Regions from separate parts of the Homo sapiens genome. Here regions 1, 2 and 4 are each linked to region 3. Evidence: chromatin contacts called from ENCODE Hi-C or POLR2A ChIA-PET data. All regions are on one chromosome and are shown on one strand. Each heading gives the region's core, a stretch centred on a gene start or an enhancer-like site at or near the end of the contact. The rest is flanking DNA. Distances are from core to core; before and after follow the strand shown.

The links. Hi-C counts contacts between places; a loop is a spot of excess contacts on that map. ChIA-PET counts read pairs that join two places held with the same protein, here RNA polymerase II (POLR2A). Pooled maps may share reads with other maps.
Region 1: a loop to region 3 is called in a map of CD4-positive, alpha-beta T cell, with 12 times the contacts of the local background. The contact joins the promoter of CUTC here to the promoter of NDUFB8 in region 3. A Hi-C loop is called at or near these places in 5 of 168 maps with a recorded cell type or tissue (CD4-positive, alpha-beta T cell, CD4-positive, alpha-beta memory T cell, CD8-positive, alpha-beta T cell and 1 more), 2 of 37 single-sample maps with no recorded cell type and 15 of 50 pooled maps. POLR2A ChIA-PET finds 5 or more read pairs at or near these places in 3 of 52 experiments (Caco-2, activated B cell and activated T-cell).
Region 2: a pooled map shows a loop between it and region 3 (5-fold over the local background). The contact joins the promoter of DNMBP here to the promoter of NDUFB8 in region 3. A Hi-C loop is called at or near these places in 2 of 168 maps with a recorded cell type or tissue (CD8-positive, alpha-beta T cell and gastrocnemius medialis) and 10 of 50 pooled maps. POLR2A ChIA-PET finds 5 or more read pairs at or near these places in 3 of 52 experiments (A549, B cell and CD8-positive, alpha-beta memory T cell).
Region 4: a loop to region 3 is called in a map of CD4-positive, alpha-beta T cell, with 5 times the contacts of the local background. The contact joins the promoter of BTRC here to the promoter of NDUFB8 in region 3. A Hi-C loop is called at or near these places in 5 of 168 maps with a recorded cell type or tissue (B cell, CD4-positive, alpha-beta T cell, CD8-positive, alpha-beta T cell and 1 more), 3 of 37 single-sample maps with no recorded cell type and 12 of 50 pooled maps. POLR2A ChIA-PET finds 5 or more read pairs at or near these places in 1 of 52 experiments (PC-9).

Annotation. Positions count from the first base shown.
Region 1 is chr10:99,730,816-99,733,515 of GRCh38, forward strand. It overlaps CUTC (cutC copper transporter), which reads left to right and starts at 1,419. Exons shown (of 9, transcript NM_015960.3): 1 at 1,419-1,594. The coding sequence starts at 1,534. It overlaps COX15 (cytochrome c oxidase assembly factor COX15), which reads right to left and starts at 1,312. Exons shown (of 9, transcript NM_078470.6): 1 at 1,145-1,312. The coding sequence starts at 1,234. RefSeq lists an enhancer at 1,014-1,233.
Region 2 is chr10:100,008,601-100,011,300 of GRCh38, forward strand. It overlaps DNMBP (dynamin binding protein), which reads right to left and starts at 1,347. Exons shown (of 17, transcript NM_015221.4): 1 at 1,238-1,347. RefSeq lists a silencer at 1,120-1,639.
Region 3 is chr10:100,528,411-100,531,166 of GRCh38, forward strand. NDUFB8 (NADH:ubiquinone oxidoreductase subunit B8) reads right to left here and starts at 1,461. Exons shown (of 5, transcript NM_005004.4): 1 at 1,357-1,461; 2 at 970-1,096. The coding sequence starts at 1,441. RefSeq lists enhancers at 156-325, 1,168-1,750, 1,884-1,933.
Region 4 is chr10:101,352,593-101,355,437 of GRCh38, forward strand. BTRC (beta-transducin repeat containing E3 ubiquitin protein ligase) reads left to right here and starts at 1,573. Exons shown (of 15, transcript NM_033637.4): 1 at 1,573-1,636. The coding sequence starts at 1,589. RefSeq lists a silencer at 1,617-1,796.

The DNA.
Region 1 (2,700 bases), core at 169-2,668, 800 kb before region 3:
TTTGGGAGGCCAAGGTGAGAGGATCACTTGAGGCCAGTAGTTCGAGACCAGCCTGGGCAATGTAGCGAGACCCCCTATCTCTATTTTTTCAAAAATTAGGCACAGTGGCACACACTTGTAGTCTTAGCTACTTAAGTGACTGAGGTAAGAGGATGCTTGAGGCCAGGATTTCCAAGCTGGAGGCTGCAGTGAGTTATAATCATGCCACAGCACTCCAGCCTGGGTGACAAAGTAAAACGCTGTCTCTAAAAAAGAAATTTAGAGAAAAAGATTTTTTTTTAAAAAAAAGGTACACTTGGAAAGGCAGCTCCATTATAATCTTATGGGACCATGACTGTATCTGTGGCCTGTTGTTGACCAAAATGTTGTTATGCAGCACATCACTCTACCTTCAGGTTCATCTGTTTGTATCTCCCACTAAACTATGAGCTTTGGGGTGGCAGTGTCCGGTCAGTCTTGCTCTCTCCCTTCTGCTAGCTTTGTTTCTAACACTGTTCCTTTATATAATGAGACCATGATAAGGATTTCGCAAATGAATAAACTGACTTCCTCCAGGGCAGGAGTCTTGTAATATTTATCTTTCTTTTTCCAGTTCCTAATATATAATAACCACTCAATAATTACTAGTTAAGCAAATGCATGCCCTCTTCTTACTATATCCCTGTGAGTCCAAAGATCCATGCTCGGTTTCCTATTTCTGATTAACTGAGTCACCTTTAGAAAAGTAACTTTAAGCCTCAATTTCCTTCTCTGTAGGATGCAGTAATACTTCCTCATCTGACTACTTGGAACTTTTTAAGCAAAAATAAACTATATGGGTAAAAATTACTCAGCTTTTACCATGTGCTAAAGGCCTGATGTATATTAAAGAATGTAATCCTCATAACAAACCTTAAAGTAGGTATTGTTATCCCCATTTTACAGATAAGGAAACTGAAGAACAGAAAGTTTAATTAACTTGGCCAATACCACACAGCAGGTCAATGTTCCAGATCTGAACCTAGGGGCTCTGATCTGAACCTATGCGTTGTGAGTGCACTGTAAGGAGCTCCGGAAACGTGATGTGGGGCTCTACATTATCTTTATCCCGGCCCTTTCACTCCATCCCCGCTCCCGCGACTCGGAGTCCGCTGCAGTGCGGTACCTGTGCTCTAGGCGCTGCCCTAGGAGCCAGGAGCGGCAGATACTGCCTCCCCTTCAAGGCCCTCAACGGCGGAAAGAGCAATCGCTGCATACTGATGACAGGGAACAGCCACCTCTTCCACAACCCAGGGCTCTGTGGTCTCCCTCCTCCGCCAAGGAAAAGAGAAGCACTTCCGGGTCGGGCAGCGGGAGCCCCGCCTTCTCTGGGGACCGGAGCGAACAGAAGTGCGCCTGCGTTGCGACTCCGCTTTCGCGGGGGCTGCTGGGGCGTAGGTGTCGGGGACGCGCGCACGGGCGCGCGCAGCTGTTGACGCGCTTCTTAGCTGGTGCGCGCCGGAGCCCAAATTCCAAGTGGAAACTGCAGGCGCACGAGGGAGGAACGCGTGGAGCATGAAAAGGCAGGGGGCCTCCTCTGAGCGAAAACGAGCGCGGATACCGTCCGGGAAGGCCGGTGCGGAAGGTGGCGGGGGAGGGGACGGTCGGCCGAAGGCTCCCCGGGGCGGGCCGGCGGGAGTCGTAGTCAGTGGTGATTTCTTCTGGAGTCGTTTCCTCAGCTCCTTCCAGCCCCTTGGGCGGCACCTTCTATCTTTGAGGCGTTAAAGGTGTGGAAACGGAGGGCGTGACGAGGGGCAGGTAGCGAGAATGGCTCAGCTGTGGAGCCAAGGTTCGAGTCCCGGGGTCCCCTCATAACGGCCCTGCGACCTTGTGCAAGTTGGTTAACTTCAGCTTCACGTTTTTTCCGTCGCCACACGAGGATGCCAGTACCGCCCGCACCAGCAGCCAGTACTCCGCTGGGATAGTTAATTGTCGAGCGCGGAGCCCAGTTCCTAACCTGCAGTTACCTGTAGCTGCCACGGCGGGGACGGGGCTTGGTCCCCAAAGTCACGCAGCTACCAAGTGGCCGAGCTTGTGGCTGCTCCAAGACCCGAGTTCTTCCTGAGTGCCAGGGTAGCATGGCATGGCAGGTGCCAGAGAATTTGGCAAGTCCCTCTTCCTCCGTGAAGAGGAACCTTCCTAAAAGTTATCAAGAATCCTCAAAGATTTTTTCTTTATGTGGATTACATCTATCTATTTTGACTGTATTAGAAATTAAAACAAATTTTTTTTTGGGAGGCCGAGGGGGACAGATCATCTGAGCTCAGGAGTTCGAGACCAGCCTGGCCAGCATGGTGAAACCCCGTCTCTACTAAAAATACAAAAATTAGCTGGGCATGGTGGCAGGCGCCTGTAATACCAGTTACTCGGGAGGCTGAGGCAGGAGAATCACTTGAACCCGGGAGGCGGAGGTTGCAGTAAGCCGAGATCGCGCCACTGCACTCCACCCTGGGCGACAGAGCGAGACTCCGTCTCAAAAAAATAAAAATAAAATTAAAACAAAATTTTAAAATATTGATTAGAAAATAACCATAGTAAACCCATTACATATTGACATAATATTTTTTTGAAAAAGAAATATTCCTAAACAACAACAACAAAAAAAGCAAAAGAGTGGAAATATATTTTTGCAAGTTTCTTCAGTATATCTTAATGGAAGACAGCTGGATTCTCATGCCCGCT
Region 2 (2,700 bases), core at 97-2,596, 520 kb before region 3:
CTAAAAATCTTTTCTTCTTAAAACATTTTTATTATCACAATGAGTGACGTGTTTCAAGTTAACATGTAAAATCGGAGAACTCGAGACAGAAGAGGACCTTAGAGATCCTTTAATTCAATATTTTAGAGAAAAATGGGTAGAGGATAAACTAACTTGCTGATCACCGTGTCGGTATTCATGCTGTGAAAGTAATAAACGGAACACCAACTGAGAAATGATCCCCGAATGCTGTCAGGTACTTCAGTCTTGCAAAAACTACTACAGATTAATCAGTCCTGCTCATCCGTTTAACTCAGCTATGTAAACAAGCAGAGCTAGACTATGCTCAAACCCTAAATATTAGCGTTACCACTCGCCTGCCACATACTACAGCATCATTAGTTATGAAAGTGTTTTAATACAAGATCTTCATGTTTGTGTAAAAGAATTACTATAAAACAGACCTAAAGGCAAGTTACCCATATTCCAGAATAAGTGAGTGCCAAAAATATTCACCCTTCATTACAGTACAAATGAGACAGGCAGTAATAATGAGACTGCATTTAAAGTTGTTTTTGCACTTAAAATTTAAGTCTATACTCCTCATCTGCATCAGGCCCCGGCCTGTTTGGTAACCTCAATATTCCTTTACTAAAGTGACAGCATCACCACCCTTTGAGACACAGATGCCCGGTGGACATCTGTGCCTGCAGCAGGAACGCGGGTGTCCGCGGGTTTCTGCAAAACTCCACCATGACCAAAGCTGCATCTCCAGCTGAACAGGTCTAACCCTTGCTTCGGAAGCCATCTGTCCCTGTCTCCCTGACACAGAATCACGGCCTCCTATGCCGTAAGGCTCCGAACATCTGTAAAATCAGCGGGGTGGACTAACGCAGAATTCTTTTTCCAGCTCTCAAAATTCCGCCTCATTGCCGGAGTGGCAGGGCGGTGCAGAGAAAGAGCCCTGGGCTTGACACCGCTTGAAAAGCCCACGTTCGCATTGCTCTGACCACCCCTCCAACTCCCGGGGACTACAGGAGTGCGAGGGGGCCCGCTGCGCCCCACTGTCCCTCGCGGGCTCCTGGCCCACAGAGCGCAGCACAGCGCCGCCGCTGGGAAAGGGCCGATACAGGCCTAGCCGCGCGGCGCGGCGCGGCGCGTCTCTCGGGGTGCGGGTCCCCTCCGCCCGCGGCCCCGGACCGCGACCCCCGCTCCCCGCCCGGCCCCCGCCCGGCTCCGGCCTGGCCCGGCCTCTGACCTGCTTTCCGCCGCCCGGCGGTCCCTCGGCGCGGCAGGCAGTTGCAGCCGCCAGTCCCCAGCCCGCTGTCACCTCCGCCCCTGGAAGCGGCGGGCGGGTCGATCCCGTGTGAGTCAGCGCGCCGCCCCGCCTCCCGCTCAGGCTTCCGCCTCTGCCGGCGCGGTCCGCGCGGCCCCGGGGGCGCCAAGCTCCGCTGCCCGCGCGCCCACCTCTCCGGCGCCCGCCCCGCGCTCGCGCCCCCTGGCGGCCGGCCCGGCCCTGCTCGCCTCGCGACGTCAGAGGGGCGTCGCTCCCAGAACGGCCACCGGGGAAACTGAGGCACGGGGGCCCGCCCCCGCCGCAGCGCGCCGACACGGCTCGTCGGGCCTCGGCCTCACGCAGTCCTACGTGCAGCCCCGGCTGCGGACAAGTTCCTCCACTCTTGCTGTTCCCCCACTCCCGACACCACCCTCCAACCTAGAAAAAAGTCAAAATTCCATTCAGAGAAGTCCAAGTCGATTCCTGTCTGCGTGTGATGCTGTCCTCTTTGCTACCCCGAGGCAGTTTCCCTTATTATGCCACACAATACTCGCTGGGGTTCGCCTCTATCTGTCCCATTTTTTTCTGAGGAAAGTCTCTCAGGACATCTTTGAGAATTTGAGAGCAAGAAATGACAGAAGCAAGAACTGGGCAGGGCTGTCAGAACTCCTCCTCCGACTCAGTTTCTGAATCCCCGCAGTATTCCCGTTGTTTGTTTAAAGACCACGAAGTTACACAGCTTGGCTATGTTGCTGGAATTGCTGCGCCTCACGTTTCTGGAATCTACCTAGAGGATTCTGAAGAAGGCGGCGAGTCTATGACTGTGCATGCACAACAAAAATAAATATTTCACAAATCTCATCCCATGCTGTATATGTTTCTCCTTCCCTTTGCTTTTTAAAAACTTGTGGTTAAATATATATCACATGAAATTTACCATTTTAATCCTTTTTAAGTGTACAGTTCAGTGGCATTAAGTACATTGACATTGTTCTGCAACCATCACCACCATCCAGCTCCAGAACTTTTTCATCTTCCCAAACTGAAACTGTACCCATTAAACACTAACTCCTCATTCTCCAGCCCCTGGTAACCATCATTCTACTTTCTGTCTCTATGATTACTCTGGATACCTCATATAAGTGGGATCATACAATATTGTCCTTTTGTGAGTGGCTTCTTTCACCTAGCATAATGTCTTCAAGGCTCACCCATGTTGTAGCATGCGTTAGAATATCCTTCCTTTTGAAGGCTGAATAATACTCAATTGTACGTATATAACATCTTTGGTTTATCCCATCTTTCTGTGGACATTTGGGTTGTTTGTACCTTTAGGCTATGGTGAATAATGCTGCAATGAACATGGGTGTACAAATATCTGAGTCCCTACTTTCAATTCTTTTGGGTATATATCCAGAAGAATTGCTGGATCATGTGGTAATTCT
Region 3 (2,756 bases), core at 211-2,710:
GATAGAAAATGAAAAATTAAAGTTTAGAGTCTGAATCCAAAGTCACCCAGCTAATTGGAATAAAAACAAAAAGGGTACAGATTAGAAAAGCACTCTTCTCGTAATAACTGTGTTCTTGACCACCCAGTTGGCATTCATCTCTGCGTCTCAAACACCTCATGGGACCTCTTGCTAAGCTGGGTTTTCCCCAACAAATCCAGGTTCATCTGACACTGGCTTCGAACAAGGCTGCTCTTGTCCACAACATAAGAAAAAACAGGAAATGATGACAACTAGACATATGCTACAGAAAATGAGTGTATAACAAGAAGAATAGAAGTTGCTGAAACCAAGATTGAAAGAGTGACATTAGGACAGGAAATAAAGGCGATGATAATCACTTCAGATAATTAACCATTGGGATGTTATGTGGGTATGGATACGGAAGAGTGTGGAAGGGATAGGATAACATCAACTGGAGTACGTAAGGGGGCTGGCTGTTTAATCTGCTTAATAGTTGCTACGATTTCCACAGCACTAACAGAAAAACATTTTTTTTAAAGAGACATACACACAAATATAGAGTACTCCGTTTACAAATAAGATTCTCATGACAGGAGTCCAGCTCCAGCCTGGTCACATGCCTGGATGACAGCACCTGAGCGCAGCAGATGCTCAATCTAAATGAAACTCGACGCTCTGGATAGAGCCAAGGAAGGCTCCTGCTATTCGGGGGTCCTCGAGGGAGCCATTAAAACCTCGGCTTCCTCATTTGAGGAAACAGCCTGAGCCAAGGAGAAAATTGAAGTCCTCTCAGCTGCAGCTGCTCACCCACCCCCCTCCCACCTCCCTCCACAGAGAAAAGCACCCACTCCATTGACTCTGAGGGGTCACGAGAAGGTTCGGGAAAAAGGGTCACAGTCAAGCCACCCAACCCAGCCGGCCTTCTCCCATCACTACTTGGGTGCGAGCATACCCTCTCTGTCTCACCCCATGCCATCATCCGGGTAAGGTTCGTAGTCTTCCACACGCATATTATACTTCTTGGCGGCGGCGGCCCGTTCTTCTGGGGTCCTAGGATAGGGCCCCGGGAACATGTCCTTGGTCATGTGGGAGGCTAGAACGCAGAAGAGAACAGGTCAGAAGCGAGCCCGCTCTCCAGCCGCTCCGAAGGCTTCAAGTCGCAGGGGCTGCAGAGGTCCGAGCCCGGGACTTCGCAGGATCAGTGCGATCCTCCACCCCATTTTCTGGATATATCAACGCCACCTCCACTCCCTACCCGGAGGCTGCCGCCGCGGCATCTACGATCCCCCCTCCCGATACACCAAATTTCAGGTACCCCCTTCCCACACTGAGGTCTCGCCCGTTCTCGCGGACCTGTCCGTGCGCCCAGCGGCATCACGTTCCGGGATGCCCTTTGCAGCCACTGGACTCCCAAGACCCCGGCCCTGGCCACCGCCATCTTCACCTTCTTCACGTTTCCCTTCTGCACATGCGCAAAGGCCTGTCACGGCGGCTGAGCCGGGCCAAACGTGACGGAGGAAGCCGGGAGTGAAGAAAAGCCGAAGGGTTCAACAGGGGCGGGGTTTAAATACGCAGTTGGGAAGCCAAGGGTTGGATAGAGGCTGGGAAGGATAAGCGGGAAGAAGGGAAAACCAGGCAGGTCTCTGACATTTCAGAATGTTGTGTCCTTTTTCTCCCTGAGCTGACTTAGACCCATCCAGGGATGATGGGAACTCGGAACCTGAGCAACTCAGGTAGACAGCTTAACCACCTCCCCCAGGAGCTGTACTAGTGAAATGAGCCTGTCTTACTCTCTTCTCTGGCTGCTTGCTTTCCTCTCCTTCACGGGCACTTCCTTCCATCCCCAAACATGATCATTCTTCAAATTCACCTGTTGGTCTTGCTTGTTGTTCTGTTCTCCAAATGGGTTGATCTTCACTTAGACGCCAGTGCAACACACAATTCGGCCCTGAATTGGCTCCTTAGTTTCAGTCCGTGTTTCCATCTGCATGTCTCAGTCACCTCAACCCAACAAATGTAAAATTAAACTTATCACCAGAGGCAGCTCTCCAGAGACAGCTTAAAGCCTCAGAGTTGGTAGGACTTGGATAAAACAAATTACAAACCGGCCCATAATGAACAAACTAACTCAACAGAAGAATTGGAGACATTATTATGTTTGCATATGAATGTTTTCACTTGGGATTTGAATAACTTACACATTATAAATATGCACGTATTTCCAGTGACTTTTCAGGTGACCACTGTTTTGGAGCAGAACCTATTATTATAAACATTCTCAAGTATATATCAGAGCAATAAAAATGCATATAAGCTGGGAGCTGTGGCTCACACCTGTAATCCCAACACTTTGGGAGGCCTAGGTTGGAGAATGGCTGGAGACCAGGAGTTTGAGACCAGCCTGGGTGACATAGTGAGACTTCGTCTCTTTTTTTTTAAGTTATAAAAAGTAAACAAATATGGATATATACTATTTAATATATAAATTTTGGGAAGGACTACACAGCAACTTGCTGTCTTGTAAATGACATCACTAGTTGATGTTCAGAATAATTGCACAACATCTGCATTCAACCAATAGCAAACCCTGATCCAATTTAGGTCAAGAAACAGAGTTGATCTAATTTATTTATTTTTATTAAGATATTATTCACATACCATAAATTCACCCTTTTAGGCCGGGTGCGGTGGCTCACGCCTGTAATCCCAGCACTTTGGGAGGCTGAGGTGGGAAGATTACTTGAGGTTAGGAG
Region 4 (2,845 bases), core at 323-2,822, 820 kb after region 3:
ATGACTGAGTGAATAAGATAGTTTAAAATGGAGATTTTTTCCTATAAGTCAAAAAGTATTTTCCTAGTTCATTTATTTTATAAATTCAGATATTTTGTACAAGGCTGTCACAATCTAACTCACTTTTTTTTTTTTTTTTTTTTAGACAGAGTCTCGTTCTGTTGCCCAGCCTGGAGTGCAGTAGCGTGATCTCGGCTCACTGCAACTTCCGCCTCCCGGGTTCAAGCAATTCTCATGCCTCAGCCTGCCGAGTAGCTTGAATTACAGGCGCGTGCCACCAGGCCCGACTAATTTTTGTATTTTTAGTAGAGACGGGGGTTTCTCCATGTTGGCCAGGCTCGTCTCGAACTCCTGACCTCAGGTGATCCACCCGCCTTAGCCTCCCACAGTGCTGGGATTACAAGCGTCAGTCACCGCGCCTGGCCCTAAATCACTTTTGTTGTTGTTGTTGTTGTTATACTGTTCTTTTTCATTGCTAAGTAATATTCCACTGTGCTACATATGGAATATGCTACAATTTGTTCATACAACCACCTGCTGAGGGGCATTTGGGTGTGTGTCAGTTTTTTAGGCTGTATAACCAATTATCACAAACATAGCAGCTTAAAACAACCTAAATCACTTTTAACCAAACCCTAGAGTTTTCTCCTCCTAAGGTAGACCCAATTTCCAAAATAAACCCATATTGTACCTTTTCAGGCCAAAGAAAATATTTATATGCTTTATTTGCTGGAGGCCATTATATTCCACCGTTGAAGGACTTTTGTTAAGTACCTGTTTGACCCTTAGTGCAGGGCTTACATCCCACAGTTAGCAATAGCAAGTTATGTGCTTTTTGAGCTCTAAACACTGAGAATTTCTTGAACCGAGTTCTATTCGGCCCTGACTTGCTGTGGGGGAGAAAAGATTCCTCGGGAGAAGTGTGGGTGGCGATGGCTTAGGAGGACCTTGAAATTCCGCATTTGTCTGTGAGCTGCTGCCAGGTGCCCATTGGCCCAGCTACTCTGGGTCGCAAACCTGCAGATGCCAGATACATGAAATTTGGGGACGTTCAGCTTCCTAAAACCACAGTTAGGCAGGTCCTAGGACCCGTGATTCTTGCCACAGTTTTTCTTAGTATTTGGGCTACAAGTGAGGCATTGGCCGCCATCTTGATATCAAATGCCAGGCAAGCCGCTACTGGCGTCGCTCGGTAACCACGGAGACACCCGTGCCCCTCCCGTTTCTCATCCTTAGAGGCTGTAAACTACAATTCCCATCAGCCGATTTCCTCTGCGTAATGGCAACTTATCTAAATCTGGCTTGTGGGCAACCGCAACGCTGCCGCAGTGAACTGTGGGAGTTGCGGTTCACGGCGTAGCCTCAGTTTTTTTCCTGGGGGAAGTTCCAGAACTACAAATCCCGTGAGCCAGTGGGCTTTCGCCTGCGCACGGAGAAGCCGATTCTCCTTGGCCCCTCAGCCTGCGCCTGAGAGGTAAGAGAGGGCGGGGGGAAGGAAGAGGAGGCGGGATCCGGGCGCTGCGTTGGCTGCGGCCTGGCACCAAAGGGGCGGCCCCGGCGGAGAGCGGACCCAGTGGCCTCGGCGATTATGGACCCGGCCGAGGCGGTGCTGCAAGAGAAGGCACTCAAGTTTATGGTGAGGAGACGGTGGAGGCCGGGGAACGGTGGAGGCGCTGGCGTTGGCGGCGTCGCTGGCCTGGGCCGCCCGCCCACTGCGGGACCGGGCAGCGGGACCCTGGGCCGAGGCTGGCGGCGGAGCGGCTGGAGGGATGGGATGGGAGCTCCAGAAAGGAGGCTGGGGGTTGCGGAGCGGACCCAGGGGTGGGGGCAGCGGCTCCGCCATCTTGTGGATGAGAGGCCAAGTGACAGCGGGAGCTTAATCGAGGAGGGGGCTCCAGGCGGCGCGCGGGGCCCTGGAGGGAAAGGGGCGTGGGGACTGTTACTGAAAAGCGGAGGAAGCTCTCTGGAGAAACGCCGTGAGGCCGCTGGCGGGGCCTTCCTGGTGTCAGGGTTACCGGTAAGGCCCGGGAGAGGAGGTGCATTCACGACTGGGGAAGGGAGCGCGGGATAGAGTGAAGACAGATACGGTGGGTAGAGGGGAACGGGCAGGGCTGGATGCAGATGGATTTAAGGGTGGAGGAGGGAACGCTAGGGCTGGTGAGAGGCTTATAGTTTTGTAGAATGAGGAGGGAGGATAGCCTTTGCCTTGAGGGTGGAATCCCAGCTTGGCCAAACTACTGTTGACAAACTCTGGAAGGGAAGAGGCCTCACTAAAGAAGATAAGGACTGGGAATGAGGACCTAGGGCTATAATGACAGTCCCTGGGAGGGGAAAAGGGTGTTGACTGTAAGCTAGAATTACAAATGTCAGGGAGGGGTACATAACGCTACTTTGAAAGGAGAAGCTAAATACTGTAATAAGGACAAGGTGATGAAAAGTAAGAGCAGATTGTCAGGGAAACATGGGTACAGGAGATTGGGGCAAAATGAGTATCTAATAGGGTAAGCAAAACAAAATTTAAAGGTAAATTGTGGGACGGTAAAATGTGGAGGCCAGGTGCTTTGTATCATTTTCTGGGAAAGGAAAGGCCGTGGAGATGAGAGTTGCAAAGACCCATAAGAAGTGATGAGATCAGTTGAGAAATTTAGGAGATAAAAAGGGTGGAGGTTGGTAGAGGGAAGTAAGTCAGGGATAAGTCAGGATTTGTGGTTACCCGTCAGTTTTAGGTTGAAGCACAGTGTGAGCAAAGATTGGATTTTGTGGGTGTGCTTAAACCCCTTGGAACATATTTCTTTAACTTTGTATCACGCTTTTCTTTTTGCTGTGCTTATCTTTGGCAAACTCG